Regions from separate parts of the Homo sapiens genome. Here region 1 is linked to region 2. The links are chromatin loops, found by intact Hi-C in ENCODE. Cell type or tissue: heart right ventricle. All regions are shown on one strand. Each heading gives the region's core, and the rest is flanking DNA. Links, peaks and the distances in the headings are about the cores only.

The links. Peaks named below come from ENCODE experiments on the same cell type or tissue, not always from the same donor. Only the 100,000 strongest peaks of a DNase experiment are listed, where the experiment ranks them.
Region 1: a loop joins it to region 2, with 2.1 times the contacts of the local background. A loop is called at or near these places in 49 of 110 quality-filtered maps.

What each region holds. Positions count from the first base shown.
Region 1 is chr15:41,831,277-41,840,457 of GRCh38, reverse strand. It overlaps JMJD7-PLA2G4B (JMJD7-PLA2G4B readthrough), which reads right to left. Exons shown (of 25, transcript NM_005090.4): 2 at 5,565-5,718; 3 at 5,235-5,488; 4 at 4,814-4,870; 5 at 4,215-4,310; 6 at 3,907-3,983; 7 at 228-300. It overlaps JMJD7 (jumonji domain containing 7), which reads right to left. Exons shown (of 8, transcript NM_001114632.2): 2 at 5,565-5,718; 3 at 5,235-5,488; 4 at 4,814-4,870; 5 at 4,215-4,310; 6 at 3,907-3,983; 7 at 3,518-3,677; 8 at 2,877-3,390. The coding sequence ends at 3,302. It overlaps PLA2G4B (phospholipase A2 group IVB), which reads right to left and starts at 1,611. Exons shown (of 20, transcript NM_001114633.2): 1 at 1,536-1,611; 2 at 228-300. The coding sequence starts at 1,544. In heart right ventricle, for the core only: no CTCF peak of the experiment used is centred there; no DNase peak of the experiment used is centred there.
Region 2 is chr15:41,899,470-41,908,650 of GRCh38, reverse strand. EHD4 (EH domain containing 4) reads left to right here. Exons shown (of 6, transcript NM_139265.4): 6 at 7,470-9,181. The coding sequence ends at 8,006. Among named protein-coding and RNA genes, the nearest start is that of SPTBN5, 10 kb to the right of the region's middle. RefSeq lists enhancers at 3,628-3,697, 4,019-4,522, 4,523-5,027. In heart right ventricle, for the core only: CTCF peaks have their summits at 3,735 and 3,940 (motif pointing right); a DNase peak (open chromatin) is centred at 3,940; H3K27ac peaks cover 5,929 bases.

The DNA of each region.
Region 1 (9,181 bases), core at 864-8,863, 69 kb after region 2:
TCCATCACCTAGAGCCCCATGTGGGTTAAGACTGAGGGGGAGGGGAAGTGGGGGCCAGAGGCAGAGCCCCAGCTGCCACCTTCCACCCAGAAGCTCCTCTCAGCTCCCTCCTCTAGGCCCTGCCCACCGGCCCACCCGCCTCCACCAAATCCAGCCACAGCACCCTCCTCCTCAGCACCCTCCTCCTCCCTCAGCCCAGCACAGGGGCCAGGGCGGTGCGCACTCACCTAGGTCCTTAGAGGGTAGGCGATGGGCCTGCAGGACACGAACCGTGAGCAGGCAGGTCCTGGACACCTCTGCCTGCAGAGGTGGGAGAGGGGAGACCTGCTACGGGCCGATGAAGCCAAGGGTGACAGGGGCCACAAAGGAGGCTGGAGCAGTGCCTCAAGGCCTAATCCTGAACCCCAGGCCCATCCTCCATCTCATCAGAATCCTGAATCAACAAGAGGAGACATGATATCTCCATCATGACGCCTGCCAGCACTTACACAATGCTCTGCGCCGGCTCTGGGCCAAGGGCTTTGCATACATTAACTCATTTATCGCACAACCACCTTATGCACAGATACTATTTACGATGGCCCACTCCACAAGGAAACTGAGGCACAGAGAAGCAGTCACTTGCCTGAGGTCCACAATTGGGGTTGGAGCCCGGGCAGGCTGGCTCCAGATTTATGCCTCACACAGACCTGCTTCCACCTTCTCGGGCTAGTATCCTTTAGGCTCTCCACCCCACATCCCCAGCCCACACCCCAGCTAAGCAGCTTTCCGGCTGGTCTTGGGTGGCAGGGGACATAAGCTATCGAGGGAGGGGAAGTAGCACATCAGGGCCTTGGGCCCCAGGCTGAGCTGCTCTCGTACCCTCCCTCCACCCTGGTCAGAAGAGCATCCTGGAAATGGGCTCTCTCCTGGGCAGGGGAGGCGGCTCCTAGCTCAGACCCCTCACAGGCTGTCATGTCCTCCAGGTCCTGCCAGGTCAGGCTGAAGATGGTCCCCCGGTAGCTCCCTCCAAACCCATGCCCCTGGTTCTGGGAATGCAGCCTGGCAGGCGCACCGGGACCAGGGAAGCCTGTGCCAACTGCTTCCTTTCGGCCTTCCACCTGCCTCCACAAGGACCCTAACAGGTCAAGTCCAGGGAGCAACCAGGTCCAGGGCAGTGCTGGAGGGCCTCATCCACCAGGGTCAGCCCAGGGCCCTCACACTCCAGGCAACTGAGTCAGAGGAGCATGGAGGAGCCACTTGCTTCCAGGGCCTCAGGGCGGCAGCTGGGAGCCTCTGAGTCTCCAGGGCCCAAATCTGTGGTGCCAGGGAGCTCTGCCAGGAGCCCGTTCCCAGGACAGAAAACACTCAGGACGGATCCCTCATCCCCAAGCCTCCTCCTCCCCTGGCTTCTGCCCGCTACCCTGGTCTTGTGGTCAATAAACTCCCCTCCCTACCCCTGGAGAAGACCACAGCTCCCATAAGAAACATATTAACTAGGCCCCAGGTAGAGACCAGGGGTCCCAGTAGGGACCCAGGGCCCTGCCAGGCCTTACCACAGCCATGAGACTGAGTCCTCAGGAGCAGGAATGATGGGGCAGTGGCCACAGGATCAAGGACTGTCAGCTTTCTAACCCAGAGCCAGGGATGTGATGTCCCAATTGGTCCCAAGTCCCTCCTACCCGCCGCCTCTGCTCCACCTAAGCTCCACACCCACTCCTGAACCAGCCACCTGTCCAGGAAATGAGGCACCCTAAGCCTATACTAGAGCTCCTGATACCTCTGTGGCACTCGCCAGCCTTTACCAGCTGGGCCTGCCCCACCCAGCCCTGCAATCCCAGCCTGGAGAGCTTGCTGCCAGGGGCTGAGCAGAAGGAAAGCAGGGGTGAGTCCCAGAACAGCAGCCAAGGGAAGAGTGGAGTTCCCTGTCACAGGCCTTTCGCAACTCTGGCACCTGTTGGACAGGAATGCCCAGTCTTGATGGCAGGGATCCATCAATCTGAGATGAACACCCGGGCCCCCTCACGACAGGCAGGGGAGTGGCTGTCACATAAAACAGCCCTTCAAAGCTAGGTGCTGAGTGGCCAGGGATGAGGCCTGTGGGTTGGCACTCAGGGGCAGGGGGTTCTTCTGCCTCCAGGGCATGGTTTGTGGGGGGGTCAGCGTGTGGAGACCAACTCTTTCCTCAGAGGGACAGCCCCAGGAGAGGCGGGGGCTTCCGTCCCTTCCTGCCTGTGCCTGTTATGGGAGAAACAGGGGTTATCCCCAGGGCACCAGGTCCCACCTGCTGCCCCTGAACTGGGGGAGGACAGTAACCATAGGAGAGCTAGGAATAGCTCTCAAGGTCCTGGGCAAAGAGGTCCGGACCAGAGAGCTACAAGACTCAGGTCTGCTTGCTTGTCCCAGGGAGGGGCTGCGGTGACTCTCATGGACAGCGGGACTTGGGCAGCTGACGGCTCTTTGGGCCCAGGCTGGGATCCAGCCCTCACCCCCAGTGAAGGTCACCCTGAAGTTTTTACCTGAACCTTCAGGCCCTCCTTAGACCACAGAAGGCAACTTCAAGAGGGAGGATCAGAACATACGACTCATAAGCCAGGCGCAGCAGCTCACACCTGTAATCCCAGCACTTTTGGGAGGCCGAGGCAGGTGGATCACGAGGTCAGGAGATCAAGACCATACTGGCTAACACGGTGAAACCCCGTCTCTACTAAAAATACAAAAAAATTAGCCGGGCATGGTGGCACGCACCTGTAGTCCCAGCTACTTGGGAGGCTGAGGCAGAATAGTGTGAACCTGGGAGGCGGAGCTTGCAGTGAGCTGACATCACACCACTGCACTCCAGCCTGGGTGACAGAGCGAGACCCCATCTTAAAAAAAAAAAAAAAAGGACATACGACTCACAGCTACCTTTTATTCAACATGTCCTGTGTGCCAGCTCCATGCTGGTCCTCATAGACATCATCTCCAAGCCCACAACAGCCCCGCGAGGTACAGCCATTATTATCTCTTTACTGACAGGACACCAATGCCCGAGACGCAGTGACTCGCCCAACATCACAGCGCTGGGGAGAGGTGCCGCTGCACCTGATCCCCACTCTGCTCACCTGTGTGGCAACTTCCTGAGAACCCTCACCCAGACCTGCCTGGCACCTTGAGTCCTTATGACCACATTCCAAGATCCTCCAAAGCTGATCTCAAGCCATGCTGGACCCGGGGCCAGCAGCCAGCATGCACACTCCAGGCTCTCTCGAGAATTGACCTGGCCAGGGAGGGGCTGGCTCCGTCCCCCGAGGCGTGCTTGGTGGTGTTCACCAGTGCTCCATCAGTCAAGGCCTGAAGCCTTGGTGAGGGAGTCGAGCAGCTGGAAGTAACTATACTTGAGGTCGTATTCCATGTCATACCAGAAATTCACTGTGGGAAGAACGGGGATCTGAGCATGAAGATCCCTCTTCTGACCTAGAGCCTCCCAAGCCTCCCCCCAGAGGCCCTGCTGGACCTTGACAGGGCCTCTCCCCAGGCGGCCTGGGCAACTCTTCACCTGCGATGCAGCCCTGGGACTGCTGGACGTGGTGGAACCACAGAGCCGGCAGATAGAGCATCTCACCGGCCCGCACCGTGCAGCGAAGGGCCTGGGCCTGACTGTAACTAGGGTACCGTGCTAGGTCTGGCGCCAAGGGGTCCAGTGGGATCCAGGGCACCTGGGAACACATCAGATGCCAGGGAGCAGCCCCCCAGACCCCCCAGGACTTCAGGCTCTGTCCCTTCCAAAGGTCAACACCACAGGCCCTGCTTGGCTCAGCAGTGAAAGGCCTCAGACTTAGAGACTTTTCAGAGCAAGGTGCCACCTCCCCAGATCTTTTGTGCCTGTTCTTCAGAGCCAGGCTTCTGCCCTTCTCCCTCCCTAGAGCCCAAGAACAGGACAGACACCTTCTCCATGGCCTCTTCATCCACCACCTTAAAGGTGCCCTCTTCAGTTAGCTGGTAGGTTGCCGGCGTGTACAGCTCTGGAGCCCAAGGGAGAAGGGTGTGGGGGAATTGCAAACAGCCTGGAACTTGCCAGACCCTCCTCCACCCCAGCCAGCCCTGGGCAGGGGCAAGGGGATCAGGGGCCCTGGTGCACTGGGGATGCCACAGCCACACCTCAGGCCTGGGAACTGGCCTCCCAGGCTCTTGCTGCCTCCCTCCCCCTTGGGCCAGCTGTTCCCCAGCCCCTCCCTGCAGGCCACATCCCCTACCATAGGGGATGAAGGGCCGGTCGCTGGGCGGATGGAACAGGAAATGCTTCTCTCCTGAGACCACGCAGTAGAGGTTCTCATAGTGGTCCTTGTGCACTGCCAACAGAAAGAAGGCCCGGGGGCAGGGTATGGAGGGCAGGGGCACGGGAGGAGGCAAACCATCATGCTGAGAGCCCTGCACCCCAAGACGTCCTATGACAAAAGAGAAGCACGCACAGAGCCAGTGGGCTGGAGATGCCAGGGGCTCTGATGGGCATTCTGGAACTCTGCCTACCAGGGACCTGATGCTCACCAGGCCCTGGACTCCTCTTCAACAAGAGGGGAAGTTCTCCTACACTTACCCCCTGGCCCAGCGGGCCTTCAGGGAGGTTTCTTTGGGTCTAGAAGAAACAATGCACCCGCCCCCAATGCCATGGGTCCATTCCCCGACCTCAGCTGTCAGGGGAAACCCTCTGTGGTGCCCGAGTCCTAGAAGCCAAAAGAAATCTTAGAGAACAGCCCAACCTCCACCCAGGGCCATCCCTCCACTCCTGGCCTCGTCTTCCCTCCCTCTGCCCCAACCTGCTCCTTCCCCACCTTTGTATTCCCCTTACACCTACAAGAAGTCACTGCAGCCGCCTCCCCCAGCCAGAAGTTCACAGCATCGGGCATCTTTCCTGCAGGGCAGAAGGCAGAGAGCAAGTTAGGAAGGCCAGGCTGGGGAAAGCTGCCATCCAGTGATGCCAGAGCCAAAACCTGGGTGAGCACAGAAGAATCCCAAGAAAGGGGTCAGGGAGAAGAGGCAGAGGTTGGGAAATCTTGGGGAAGGGGTCCTCCCTCCCTGGGGCAGAAGGAAGGACAACAATCTTTGGCAATTCATCTATGATTAAGTCAAGGCCTGGGAATGTATTTAGTGAGCTGCACCAGATGCTGACAGGACCAAGCCCATAGGCCAGGTCATCACCTAAGGGCAAACAGGCTGACCCCCCTCCTTCCCATATCTTCCCTGTCCAGGGCCACGACCACCCCACCTCCACTCACCCAGGGCTTCGGAGGCCCAGGGCACATGGGATTCCAGATCAGGCAGCAGCTGGGGCAGCTCGCTGGGCAGGTTGGAGCACTGCTTCTGCACATAGAGGACTCCAGGGTGCTGGGCCCGGCCCTCCAGCACATCCAGCACGAAGCTCAGGGGCAGGCGGCGCTCAGCTGGCATCATGAAGCGATCCCCTCTCACGGCATCCGCGTAACCATCTGGGGTCACGGCCACACTCACCTCTGTGGAGCCCACTGTGGCTCTAGAGGAATGGACACTCAGCCCATGCCCAGATGCCAGTAATCACTGCTCACACCTGACCCCAGGGCAGCTCCCACCTGAAATAGGGGAGGGACCACTTCTGGAGGGCCGGCCAGTGCTGCAGAGCGTTGCGGATAATGCACGGCCTGTTGGGGCAGACCCAGTCCCGGTAGAAGTGGAGCGGAGTTGGGGGTTTGTCCAGGTAGGGCACAGCAAGAGGCACGCAGAGCTCTGAGAGAAAGAAGAAGACAGGGGATGGAAGGGCTGATGTCTGCAGCACCCAGTCCCTGCCCAAGAGATGCCCTCCCTGGAAAGGCCGCGCTGTGTCACTGGGAAATGCTCGTTGGTGACCAAAGGACCCTGGACAACCAGTAATAGAAAGATGAGGACGGAAAAATGAAAGCAGAAAGCATCACGCACACACACCAGCATGGGCCCTGACCGTCCACAGGGCCAGAGGCTGCTACCCAGCCCATAAGCCAAATCCCCTGTGGGGCTGTGTCTGCACAGTGGACCCTATGCCTTCCCACCCTGGAGAGGCCAGCCTCCTAGCATCTACCAGGAAAGGCCACCATGGAAGTGGCATTGGGAGCTCCAGAATGAGTAAGGCTGAGGCCCCATGGCCACGGGCTATTCTGGGTGTTGTGTGGCTCTGGGAAGCCCCCTTTAACAGTGACATTTACTGAGCACCAGGAATGTGCTCAGCACTTGGCTTGGCTAATCTGGGGCTATCAGGGATGACACAATCATCATCTTAAGAAATTTACAACCTTCTTACCCGGGAAGACAAACTACCAGATGACACCAATGGAGGAAAAGGAAGGGCTCGGCTATGGTTTGGGTCCTGCTGAACAGCATCACCATCTCCAGACACCCAGGGCCACCACGTACACTTCGGCAGGCTGCGTGGTGTGCCGCCTGCGCAGGGGTCTACAGTGGCCCTGTGTCACCTCTAATCAAAATCTTTTTGACTCAGCTTTCTCCTTCACTCCCGTCATCCTACTGATTGGCTCTGAGTCCTGTTGATTCTGTCTCCTATGTCTCTCAAACCCACCGTCTCCTCTCCTCCACTGGCATCCACATTCCAGCTACCTCCTTTGGGTCCTCACTCAAATATCACATTGATAAGACTTCCTTCTCTGACTATACTTTCTAAATTTATAATCTGTCCCCCTGCTGCAAATCTTTATATCCCTTTCCGTATTTTTTCTCGTTAGCATTCATCACCATCTGACATGCTATATATTTTAGGGCTAGACGTGGTGGCTCATGTCTGTAATCCCAGCACTTTGGGAGGCAGAGGCAGGAGGATTGCTGAGGCCGGGAGGTCAAGACCAGCCTTGGCAACGTAGGGAGACCCCATCTCTACAAAAAAATTAAAAATTAACTGGACATGGTGGCATGCACCTATACTCCTAGCTACGCTAGAGGCTGAAGCCAGAGGATCACTTGAGTCCAAGAGGTAGAGGCTGCAATGAGCTATCATCGTGCCACTGCACTCCAGCCTGGGTGACAGAGCAAGACTTTATCTCAAAAAAAAAAAAAAAAAAAAAAAATATATATATATATATATATATGTATTTCACCTACATAAACTGTTTATCATTCTTTCACCCTTGCTAGAATGTGAACTCCACAAGGGCAGAGACAGTTGTCTGTTCACTGATGCACCCCTGGGACCTAGAACAGTACCTAGCACATAGCATGTGCTCAGCAAGTATTTGCCTAATGTTGAATAAAAGTCTCCAGTATCCTGGCTGGATGGTTGCAGTAGTGAACTAGCTGGTTTCTCTGGCTTAATTCCACTCCCACCCAAAGCATTCATCATCATAGCCCCAGTCATCTTCTGAAAATACAATCTCATATTGTCACACCCCTAGTAACAAATGCCTTGATGGCTTACCACTGCTCCTTAGAGAATGCTGCCTGCCTTGGCACGCATGACCAGGCCCAACCTACTCTTCCAGTCTGATTTCCTGTCTCGTGCCTGCCCTTGCCACACACCCTCTATTCAGGTGGTACCTTTGTTCCAGCTGCTCACTCAGACTGGAGTGTCTTTCTACTGGTTTTTATAAAGTGTACAGGGCTTCGCTTTGCTACATTCATGCTCTAGGTCGAGCCAGAAGGCCGTGGTTCCCATTTGGTGGTTACCACATGCTGCTCCAAATGGTCCCAGCACTGATGTTCACCTCTGAGGTTACGCTGCACCTCTCACAGCAACACCATGCCAGTCACCTTTACTTTCTGATCAGTTGGAAAGTGAATGTTCTTAGATCAAATATTGTAACTGAGTGAGAAGACCCCACTGGGCCCAGGAATACTGGAAAGGAAAGAGTTGGTGTGCCTGCTTGCTTCCCTGGCTAGAGGCAAGATGGCACCCATCCAGTAGATATGGAATCCAGGAGACAGCAAAGTGGCAAAGGCCTTCCCAGTCACGCCAGCCCATCCAAGCAGTCACCTTGAGAGATGGGGTGGTCTGGGGCTCAGTACATCTTCCTGTTGTACTCGCTGAGATTAAGAGACAGAGTCTTGCTCTGTTGCCCAGGCTGAAGTGCAGTGACGCAATAATAGCTCACCGCAGCCATAAACTGTCACGGGATCTTTGGGGTGTTGCTTTACCAGCTGGAAACCTCTGTGGCCAGTGATGCCTTTGCCTGTTTTGCTCGGGCCCATTGGGCCCACTCGGCCCTGCAGGCTGTGCTCAGCTCATGCTACCGGCCTGGATCCCACACCTGCCAAGGGCGAGTGGGGCAGCGAGGGGTGTGTGAGCGAATGAGTGTGGGGTTTGGCCACTGCGCACAGCTAGGCATGTGGGCTGCGGTGGGGCAGGCAGCTTCAGGTGCCAACACAGGTGCTGGTTTCCTGCAAGGCTGCAGCTAGACCAGGTGTACCATAAGCAGCTTCCACAGCTGACACTGGGAAGCATGGTGGTGCCTGGAAGCTTGCAGATACCAGGAACCGCAGAGCCCTAAAGAGGGTGTCAGAACCCCAGCTTGGGAAGCTCCTGGGTCTGGACTCCCCAAAGGGCCGCAGTTCTTCTTTCCTTCTGGACACCCACAATGTGGCGAGCAAGACGCATGGTTCAGTCCTCTTCATGTTACAGCTCTTTTAGCCCCGCCACTCAGCAGGTCCCAATTCTTGTCCTGCATCCAGGAAGAATGAGGTACACACAGACAAGCAGAGGGTAAACAAGACAAAGAGGAGCTTTACTGAGCCATAGGATAGCTCAGAGGAGACCCACAGTGGGCAGCTCCTCTCCGCAGCCAGGGTGTCCCAACGAGTGTTCAGCTCTCAGCAAAGAGGATAGCTCCTCTCTCTGCAGGCAGGTAGTCCTGTTGAGTGTTCAGCTCAGCAGAGCTTTGTTCCAGCTGCTCACTCAGACTGGAGTGTCTTTCTGCTGGTTTTTATAAAGTGTACAGGGCTTCGCTTTGCTACATTCATGCTCTAGGTCGAGCCAAAAGGCCGTGGTTTCCATTTGGTGGTTACCACATCCTGCTCCAAATGGTCCCGGCACTGATGTTCACCTCTGAGGTCACACTGCATCTCTCACAGCCACACCATGCCAGTCACCTTTACTTTCTGATCAGTTGGAAAGTGAATGTTCTTAGATCAAATATTGTAACTGAGTGAGAAGACCCCACTGGGCCCAGGAATACTGGAAAAGAAAGAGCTGGCATGCCTGCTTGCTTCCCTG
Region 2 (9,181 bases), core at 503-8,502:
GGAAGGCTCAAGAGAAGCTGGAAATCTGGATTTGTATGTCAGATCACCTGATTTTCACATTTAGGCTCAAAAAAATACTATGTAGGACAAACAAAGCCCACCTGCATATGGGCTGCACACAGAGACCACCAGTTACCATCTTTTGCCTTGAGCCACAGAGTGACAGCATTGAAGCCAGCATAGATTAAAAACTGCAAGCAGGTACAGCCCGAGGCAGGAGGAGGGAAAGGTGAAAGCAGAGAGGATACAGGGAGAAGGGAAGGTCGGGCAGAAGAGGCAAGGGCCAGCAGGTGATGAGAGGGGAACTTTGATCCTAAGGGGTTTTTTAATGCAAGCTTTATATAAATTATACACTAACTCAGAGGTGGGTTTTTCTTGCTGTTTTGATGACAGCTCTTTACACCTGGATTCAGAGTGAATCAGTCTAATATATTTGATCTGACCCAATATGCTTTAGCTGTATTTATTTTAAAATATATTCAGAGGGCCGGGTGTGATGGCTCATGCCTGTAATCTCAGCACTTTGGGAGGCGGATGCAGGCAGATCACCTGAGGTCAGGAGTTCAAGACCAGCCTGGCCAACATGGTAAAACCCTGTCTCTACTAAAAATACAAAAATTAGCCGGGTGTGGTGGCTATAATCACAGCTACTTTGGAGGCTGAGGCAGGAGAATTTGTTGAACCTGGGAGGCAGAGGTTGCAGTGAACTGAGATCGCACTGCTGTACTCCAGCCTGGGTGACACAGGCAGACCCCATCTCAAAAAATAAATAAATATATACACACACACACACACACACACACACACACACACACACACACACACAGAGCCTGGGCGCAGTGGCTCACACCTGTAATCCCTACACTTTGGGAGGCCAAGGCGGACAGATCACTTGAGCTTAGGAGTCAAGAGACCAGCCTGTGCAACGTAGTGAAACCCCGTCTCTGCAGAAAATCCAAAAAAATTGGCCAGGTGTGGTGGTGCATGTCTGTAGTTCCAGCTACCCGGGAGGCTGAGGTAGGAGGATTACTTGAGCCCTGGAGGTGAAGGTTGCAGTGAGCCAAGATCGCACCACTGCACTCCAGCCAGGACAACAGTGTAAGACCCCGTCTCAAAAAAATATATACACGCACACACAACAGAGAAATGTCTCTTTTCTTCCAGCAGTGAAATGGGTATTCCTGTGCTCACAAGCTGAATTGGGTTTTTCTGGTCACCAGGTGGTATTGGAGGGCTGTTGTGGCCTCCAGGAGCAGTCTCCCTGGGCAACTTCCCCATTCACACCCCTGGTTATGCCCTGTATCCCATGACCAAGGAGTAAGACAGCTGTTTCCTTGTACCCTTCAGATATTTCAGAAGGGAACTTGGTTTCTTGACCTAAATGAAAGTTATAAAGAAATACAGAGCCTGAGCTGTGGCCCAGTTGGGGCCTCTGTGCCTCGCTGGCTTCCTGAAGTTGCTACAGTGCCTTGCCACAGGGAGACGCTGCTCTTGAGCCCTGGGGCTCCACAGAGGCCTCCCTTGCCAGGCCTCTCCTGCTGGTCCCCTGTGAGCCCGATAATGTAGGGAGCAGGCTCTGGGACCAGAGCTACTCATGACAAAGCTAGCCTGGGCTGGCCAGGTCAGAAGACACCCAGGGTCCTCTGAGCTGGGGGAAGGCAACAAGGAAAGCATGATCTCAGGAGCAGCCATGGCCCACTGAGATGGAGGGTACAAGGAGGGCCAAGCCTTTGCTGAGAATCACCTGGACTCAGGTCTATGCCCAGTACCTTAGCACCACGGAAGGTGGGTGAGCAAGCAAGTGCAGGATCCAGCCAGCCACTCCAAGTGCTGACATAGGAGCAGGCTCTGTGCATGGTCTGCAGCCAGACCAGGTGTGTCACCCCAAGGGGAACGTGGCAGTGCCCAGGCAGGGATGCCCGCAACCCCAAAGCCCCAGAGGGGGTGCTACAGTGTGCTAATTAGCTCTTTTAGTTGTGCATCATGTTAGCAGCTCAGTCACCCTCTTGCCCCACTCTGGCCCATGGCTCCGGTCCAGCTCGACCCCACCACTGCTTCTGTTGAGTGGCACGGCTACCCTGCAATGGTGAGGGCAGAGGGCCAGTGTTACAGCCTTTCTGGGTACCTGCGTTTGGTGGGTCCCAAGCTTTTGTCCTGCATCCAAGAAGAATAAGGTCATGCTGACAATTGAAGAGTGATGAGGGTGGAGGATTTTACTGAGCAACAAAACAACTCTCAGTGAAGAGGGGATGGGAAGATTGGGTTGTCTCTCCTGAAGTCAGGTCATCTCCCCAGTGTGGCTGAGTCTGGGGTTTTTATAGGCACAGGATAGAGGAGTGCATGCTGATTGATTTGTGAGTATGCAAAAAAGGTTAAAACAAAGGCACCAGTCAAAGGTGGACATAACAGTGTAAAAACAATTAGGGAAGGGTAGGTATATGTAAAATAGGTGAAGGGTGAGGATCAATCAAAGAAAAGCAGCCAAATGGAAAGACAGGTTCTCAATCCAGTCCATGGATTTGACTTGTAGCTTGGCCTGCAGGCTTTAAACTGCCTTTGGCTTGAAGATAGGGTTTCACTGGAGACCCACCCCTATCTGCCTCAGCATTTTTCTGCCTCCTGCTGCTATCACTGTTCTAGGCCCCTGGAATAAATCAACACAAAAAAATGAACAAATGAGGCTGGACATAGTGGCTTACGCCTGTAATCCCAGCACTTTGGGAGTCTGAAATGGGAGGACTGCTTGAGTCCAGGGGTTGGAGAACAACCTGGGCAACATAGTGGGACCCGATATCCATTAAAATATTTTAAAATTAGCCAGGTGTGGTTGGCTCATGCCTGTGTTCCCAGCCAGTTGAGAGGGTGAGGTGGGAGGATGGCTTAAGCCCGGAGGTCGAGGCTGCTATGAGCCATGATCACGCCACTGCACTCCAGCCTGGGCGACAGAGGAGACCCTGTCAAAAAACAGAAAAAATGAACAAATGGGGGTAAAAATAATTGACAGCAACCCCACTGTAAGGACACATGTTTCTTGTTACAATATGAGCACTGTTGTGCTTCCATGTAATTGAATTATCTGATGTCTGATATTTAGTATCTCTCTCCCACGTAAGTCTGTGGCTCCATGAGGTCAGTGACCCATGCCCTGTTCACTGCCATATCCCCAGCATCTAGGACGTGGTGAGTGCTCAATTCACACAAGCCAAGTGAATTAGTAAGTTAGTGTAAGGCCATATCACAGCAGGCTCTCAGGCCCTGACGCAGCCTCGATTCCCACAGGGCTTATAGACCAGGGGTTCCCCGTGCCAACCCCTAGAAGCTGCAGGAAGAGGCCTCCTTGGGAAGTAGGCTGAGGCCCAGTCACATCACCCCATTCCTTCGGAGAATCCCCAAGGAACAAGGCAGCCTGGAGCCTGTCAGGAATGCTTAGTGTCACCTGATACTGCAAGCTAGCTTGCTGTCACCGGAAGCTTTGAGGGGCGCGTGTGTGGGTTAGGGCCTGTCCCATCCCTGAGGCTGTTAAAGTCTAACATCCTCTGTAACATAGGCCTTGACAGAGGGGGGACATACGCTTAGAAGTGACCACACTGTGATCTTTGCACATATCAGGGTCACGCAGAGAGCTCGCTGATGCCAGCTTTAGGTTGTTATTCTCCCTGTTCTCTCATGGAGCCAGCTGGTCAGAGTGACTCTTAGCTGTAGCAGTGAGAGGAGAGTGTATTCTGAAGGCCCTTCCCTGAGCTGGGACAGGCCCTGCAACCCACCTGTGTGGCTGCCTGTGCGTGCCTGGCACGCTCTGGGGAGGGACCGTGACTGACAGCACAGTGTTAATACTGCAGGACAAGATGAGCACCCGAAGGGCCACCGTTACTGCTGACTCTGCTCCTCTGACTGGAAGGAGAATTTGGACCCCTCAGCTCATGAGTTGGCAGCATTTCAACAGCAGAGGGCAGCAGAGTCAGCCCCATCTGCTCAGACCCTCTGGTGGATTTGAAAACTCTTCTGGTTAATGTTGGCAATTAATGGGCAAGGGACAGCCCCACCAGAGACGGGGCTGGGAACTGACCTTTGCCTCTTGAGAGGGAGCAATTCCAGGGTCCTGGCTTAGTGGATACAACTGTTGATGGGCAAATACCTTTAAGTTCCCCAGTGTGTATTCATCCCAATAAGAACTGTTTTGGACTCACCGTGGCAGAGGGCAGGGATGATGATGGTTTGGTGCTGATGTCAGGAGTGACATGATGATGGTTTAACTGGTGCCCCCGCAGTCCCCGGTCAAGCCTGGGGGGGACCACAGGGATGAGAATGGAGGGTTTATTTCTTGCCTGCCTCCCAGGACAGGAATAACTGCTGCCTCCTGTCCACCCCTGCAAATATGCGGCCACTCCCCCTGCCAGTTTTCCAGAGCTCTGCAGTCGGAATCCACGGCCCCTGCAGGCTGGTGGGAAGTTTGGGCAGGCATCACCCTCCTTTGTCTGCTGGGCCAGACACAGGGGCTCTGTGTGCGCTCTGAGCGCAGGCTCATTCTTAAGGAAATGGGGTAGGTGTTCACGCACCCGGGGAATCCAAACTCGTTGACCCAGCAGCACTGGGATTTTTGTGGGGGACGCCTGCTCCTCCACCTGCTTAGCGTTCTCTTTTCCATCTCCTTGGCCCATTGAGATGTTGGTGGCAGGAGCCCGAAGTGCAGGCCGCATTGTTTGGTGCTGATGTCAGGAGTGACATGCTAGTGACTGCGTTTGAGAGACCCGGCCTGCAGTACCCGCTGCTCTGAGCTGAGCAGGGGCCACACGCTGGGTTTGCATGGTTTGATGGCTGCTGACTTTACTTCCTGAGAATATGTCAGAGTCCCTTCCCTAGAGAAATGTCAGCCCGTTTAGCTGATATTTCTCAGCTCTGTCCCCCCACCAACTACCACCCAGGAATCCCCTTCCAAATGTCAGCCCAGAATTCCTGCCCTGCCACCCTAGAGACCATGATTTTGATTCTCTATTGGAAACAACCTGTGTGTCCAGCTATAGGGGACAGGGTTAATTAAGAATGGCCCAGCTCTACAGTCTAAGTTCAATATTCTGTAACTGTTAAGAGAAAGGTTATGTAAAAATTAATACCACAGAAATATATGACATATTATTTGTTAAGAGTGTGGTATTGTTTCAGTGTGTGTGTGTGTGTGTGTGTGTGTGTGTGTGTGTGTATGTATGTTAATGGCTAGAAATGCATGCCCAGATATGCTAGCAGAGGTTTTTGCCAGATGATGAGATTATAAATTATTTTAAATTTTTAGTTTTGCTTACCAGTTTTTTCTGTTTTTTTTTTTTACAAGAAAGCATGATATTTATGATAACACCAAGTTTTTTTTTTTTTTTCCTAGCAGCCTGTCACATTGCTTCTGTCCAAAACAGCGAGGTCTGACTTTTCCTTGCAAATCTCCCTGCCTCATCTCCAGAAAATTGCACACCTGCATGGCCTCTCTTTGGCCCCCTCTAGAACTGTACATACAGAAATACTTCACATATAAAACCTGCCATACCTGGAACATTTCTGCATTTATTTAATAAAACTACTGTTGAAGACACTTTTCATCAGATCTTTGAAGCCTGTCATGTAAAGCTCTAGGTAACTCTCGCAGTTCAGAGCCACAGAAAGTTTGTCTCTTGCAATAAACAAGTGTTTTCTCTCCTTAGACAGTGAGGGTCCCCAGGGGTCCCCCTGGGCAACTGAGCTCTTCTCCTTATACAGGCGGTAGTTTTCCTTAACCTTAGCCATCTGATGTGATTATTCCCTTCCTCTCCCTAACATATATATATACATATGTATATATATACATACATATATATACACATACATATATATACACATACATATATATACACACATACATATATGTATACACATACATATGTATATATATATATATGGGTCTAATGACCAGGCTGGTCTTGAACTCCTGGGCTCAAGCAGTCTTCCCACCTTGACCTCCCAAAGTGCTGGGATTACAGGTGTGAGCCACTGAGCCTGGCCCCTCTCTCCCTTTTAATGACTTGGCTTTTTTCTTTCTAATGACTTTATAGATTTCATGTTATCCTTTTCACTGTGTTATGTCAAGTCCTTTTTTAAACAATTGGAGTATCCTTCCTCCATTACAACATAAGCTCATTTAAAGCAGGAATTATGGCTTTTCATATTTATTCTGTATCCCCAAGCCCCAGAACAGGGGCTGGTGCAGAGTAAATGACAAATAAAAGTTGGTCGGGTAGGTGGATGGATGGATGAATTGTTGGCTGAATGGATGGATGGAGGGTTGGTTGAATGGATGGATGGTTAGTTGGAGGATTAGTTGGACAGGTGGGTTGTTGGATGGATGGATGGATGGATGGATGGATGGATGGATGGATGGATGGATGGAGTAACCAAGGAGAACCAAGGTAGGAAGGTCAGTTTCTACGGTGCCATCCACAGAGCCTCTGTGGCATCCTGTAGTCTGCCCCAGCCTGGTTGGGCAGTCACAGTGTTTCCCAGGCCCCCTCTAGAGCCTGTGCTTCTGCTGCTCTGTCTGCTGACAGGCTGCCTCACTCAACAGGTAGAGCTAAGATATGTCCTGACCTGGCCAGTGATACTCAGGCTTACCAGCTACGTTTATTCCCTCGTGCTCCCCAGCCCTACTCCCTGCTCTTACAAGTTCCAGCTTTTGCTTATTTGTCCATATTTTAGAAATGACAGTGGATTCATGATGATTATGTTGTATATGCAAGGTCTCCGTGGCCCTGCCTCGATACCTTCCTGGGGTAGCACAGGTGCCCCTGGTCAGGCCGTACTTGGTGGGGCTGGTCCTACGGGGTTCCTGTTGAGTAGCGCCCTCAGCTCATTCATAAGAGGTTAGAGCCACTAAGAAGCTGTCCTACACTACATTTTTTTACGTGTTCCGAAAACAAGGTATTTAATTAGTTGTTTTATGTAAACATAGTCCTTCTGTCACAGCTCTGTGTTCCAGCACAGAGAGCATTAGTCAAGAGCCAGGAGACAGGGGCTCTGCTTTGACTCTGCCAGACAGCCCCTCACAGCTCTCTGTAAAATGTGGTTCTAAATGCCTGCCCCTCCTTCCTCCCAGGATTGCTATGAAGATCGGCTGAAGTGTGTAGTGAAATCCCTTGAGAAATAGAATACTAACTCTAGAGCATTTTTAAAAAGGCAGGTGAAAGAAGGTTTCTCAGAGTCCTCGGAGGTTGCTGTCGCTCATGCGGCCACCAGCAGAGATTGGCTGCCATAGGAAAAACACTTGTTTCTTGTTCCAAAACAACCACTCCTATATGTGGTACATCTGGATGTGGGAAGCTCCCAAAGAGTGCACTCCTGAGTAGTGGGTGGGACGTCTGCCTGGGGCAGAATTAGTCTCCCTCCAGTGGCCCCCAACTGTTTCCCCCTGAAGAGACCACATGTAACCCATCCTGTGGTTTGTCCTTCTGCAGGAACAGCTTGAGAACTATGACTTCACCAAATTCCACTCGCTGAAGCCCAAGCTGATCGAGGCAGTGGACAACATGCTGAGCAACAAGATCTCGCCCCTCATGAACCTCATCAGCCAGGAGGAGACGAGCACGCCCACGCAGCTGGTGCAGGGCGGCGCCTTCGATGGCACCACCGAGGGCCCCTTCAACCAGGGCTACGGGGAGGGTGCCAAGGAGGGCGCCGACGAGGAGGAGTGGGTCGTGGCCAAAGACAAGCCCGTCTACGACGAGCTCTTCTACACTCTGTCGCCCATCAATGGCAAGATATCAGGTGTCAACGCCAAGAAGGAGATGGTGACCTCCAAGCTGCCCAACAGCGTCCTGGGCAAGATCTGGAAGCTGGCCGACTGCGACTGCGACGGCATGCTTGATGAGGAGGAGTTCGCGCTGGCCAAGCACCTCATCAAGATCAAGCTCGACGGCTACGAGCTGCCCAGCAGCCTGCCCCCCCACCTCGTGCCCCCCTCGCACAGGAAGTCCCTGCCCAAGGCCGACTGAGGGGTGGGCTGCAGAACGGGGTGGGAACTGGGGGACCTGGGCCTCAGGCCTGCTCCACCACTGACTCACCGAATGACCTTGGGCAAGGCACTGCCCTCTCTGTGCCTTGGTTTCCCCATCTGTAGAATGGGGAGGGTGGACACTGGAAACTAGATGACTTCTTTCACCTCCAAAATTCCCTTAGTTTCTATGAAAATATTGGGGGTAGGGGGGTGGATTAGGAGATTGAAGGGTTGAGAAGAAAGAGAAATTGTCCAAAGAGTCCTCAGAACCTGCCTGGAGAAATGCGCATGGGGGTGGGCCTGGTAAGTCCCAGGAACCACAGGAAGTGAGCTAAGGCTCACCCAGAGCAGCTGGGTCTCCAGGCTGCCTGGGCTTTTTGTCCTCATGAACAACTCTGGAGCAGCTGTCTGTCCCTCAGAGGGCACCTGGAGGCAGCAAAGATTATCTTATTTATTTTATTTTGTTTTCTGCTATATTTAGAGTGGCAAAAAAATAGAGCAGAGGGTTTCTGCTGTCTCCAGACTGTCTACCAAAGAGAAGGCGACAGATGCCTCCTGGGTTTGGAAGGGGGATGCACTGTGGATCTGCCATCCATTCTGCAGTCTCCAGCAGAGCAGGCAGTCAGGCCCCAGCGTGCCTCCATCCCAGTGCCCCGATGACCATCTGGTCAGCCCTCCCAACCTCCCTTCCAGGGGGCTTACCAGCAAAGCCATATTCGGCTAGGAATTTGGAATTCACAACCTTTATTAACCCCTGGCAAAACTTCCCGTTTGCATGTCAAATCACATTGAAGCCTGAAAATTAGCTTTTCTTACTGGTTTTTCCAATAAGTAATAGCAAAGCCCACTTATCATACTTAAACTACAGTAAAGAAAAGAGGTGGTTCTCTGCAGTGATCGTTTAGTGTGGCCCTCAAACATTAAATATCCCGAGGTCTCCTTGGTGGGTGGCAGGATTTAAATTCAATCAAATCCTGTCCTAGTGTGTGCAGTGTCTTCGGCCCTGTGGACACAGGTGAATGAGGGACCAGCCCTGCCCTGGGCTGTTGAGAAGAGATCAGTCCACCCAGAGTTAGACATTGTTTTTGTAGAAAACAGGCATTTATTATGTCTAGGGTTTTGTGTTTTTTTTTTTTCCTTACAGGATAAAAGCCTTTATACAGAAACAAAATG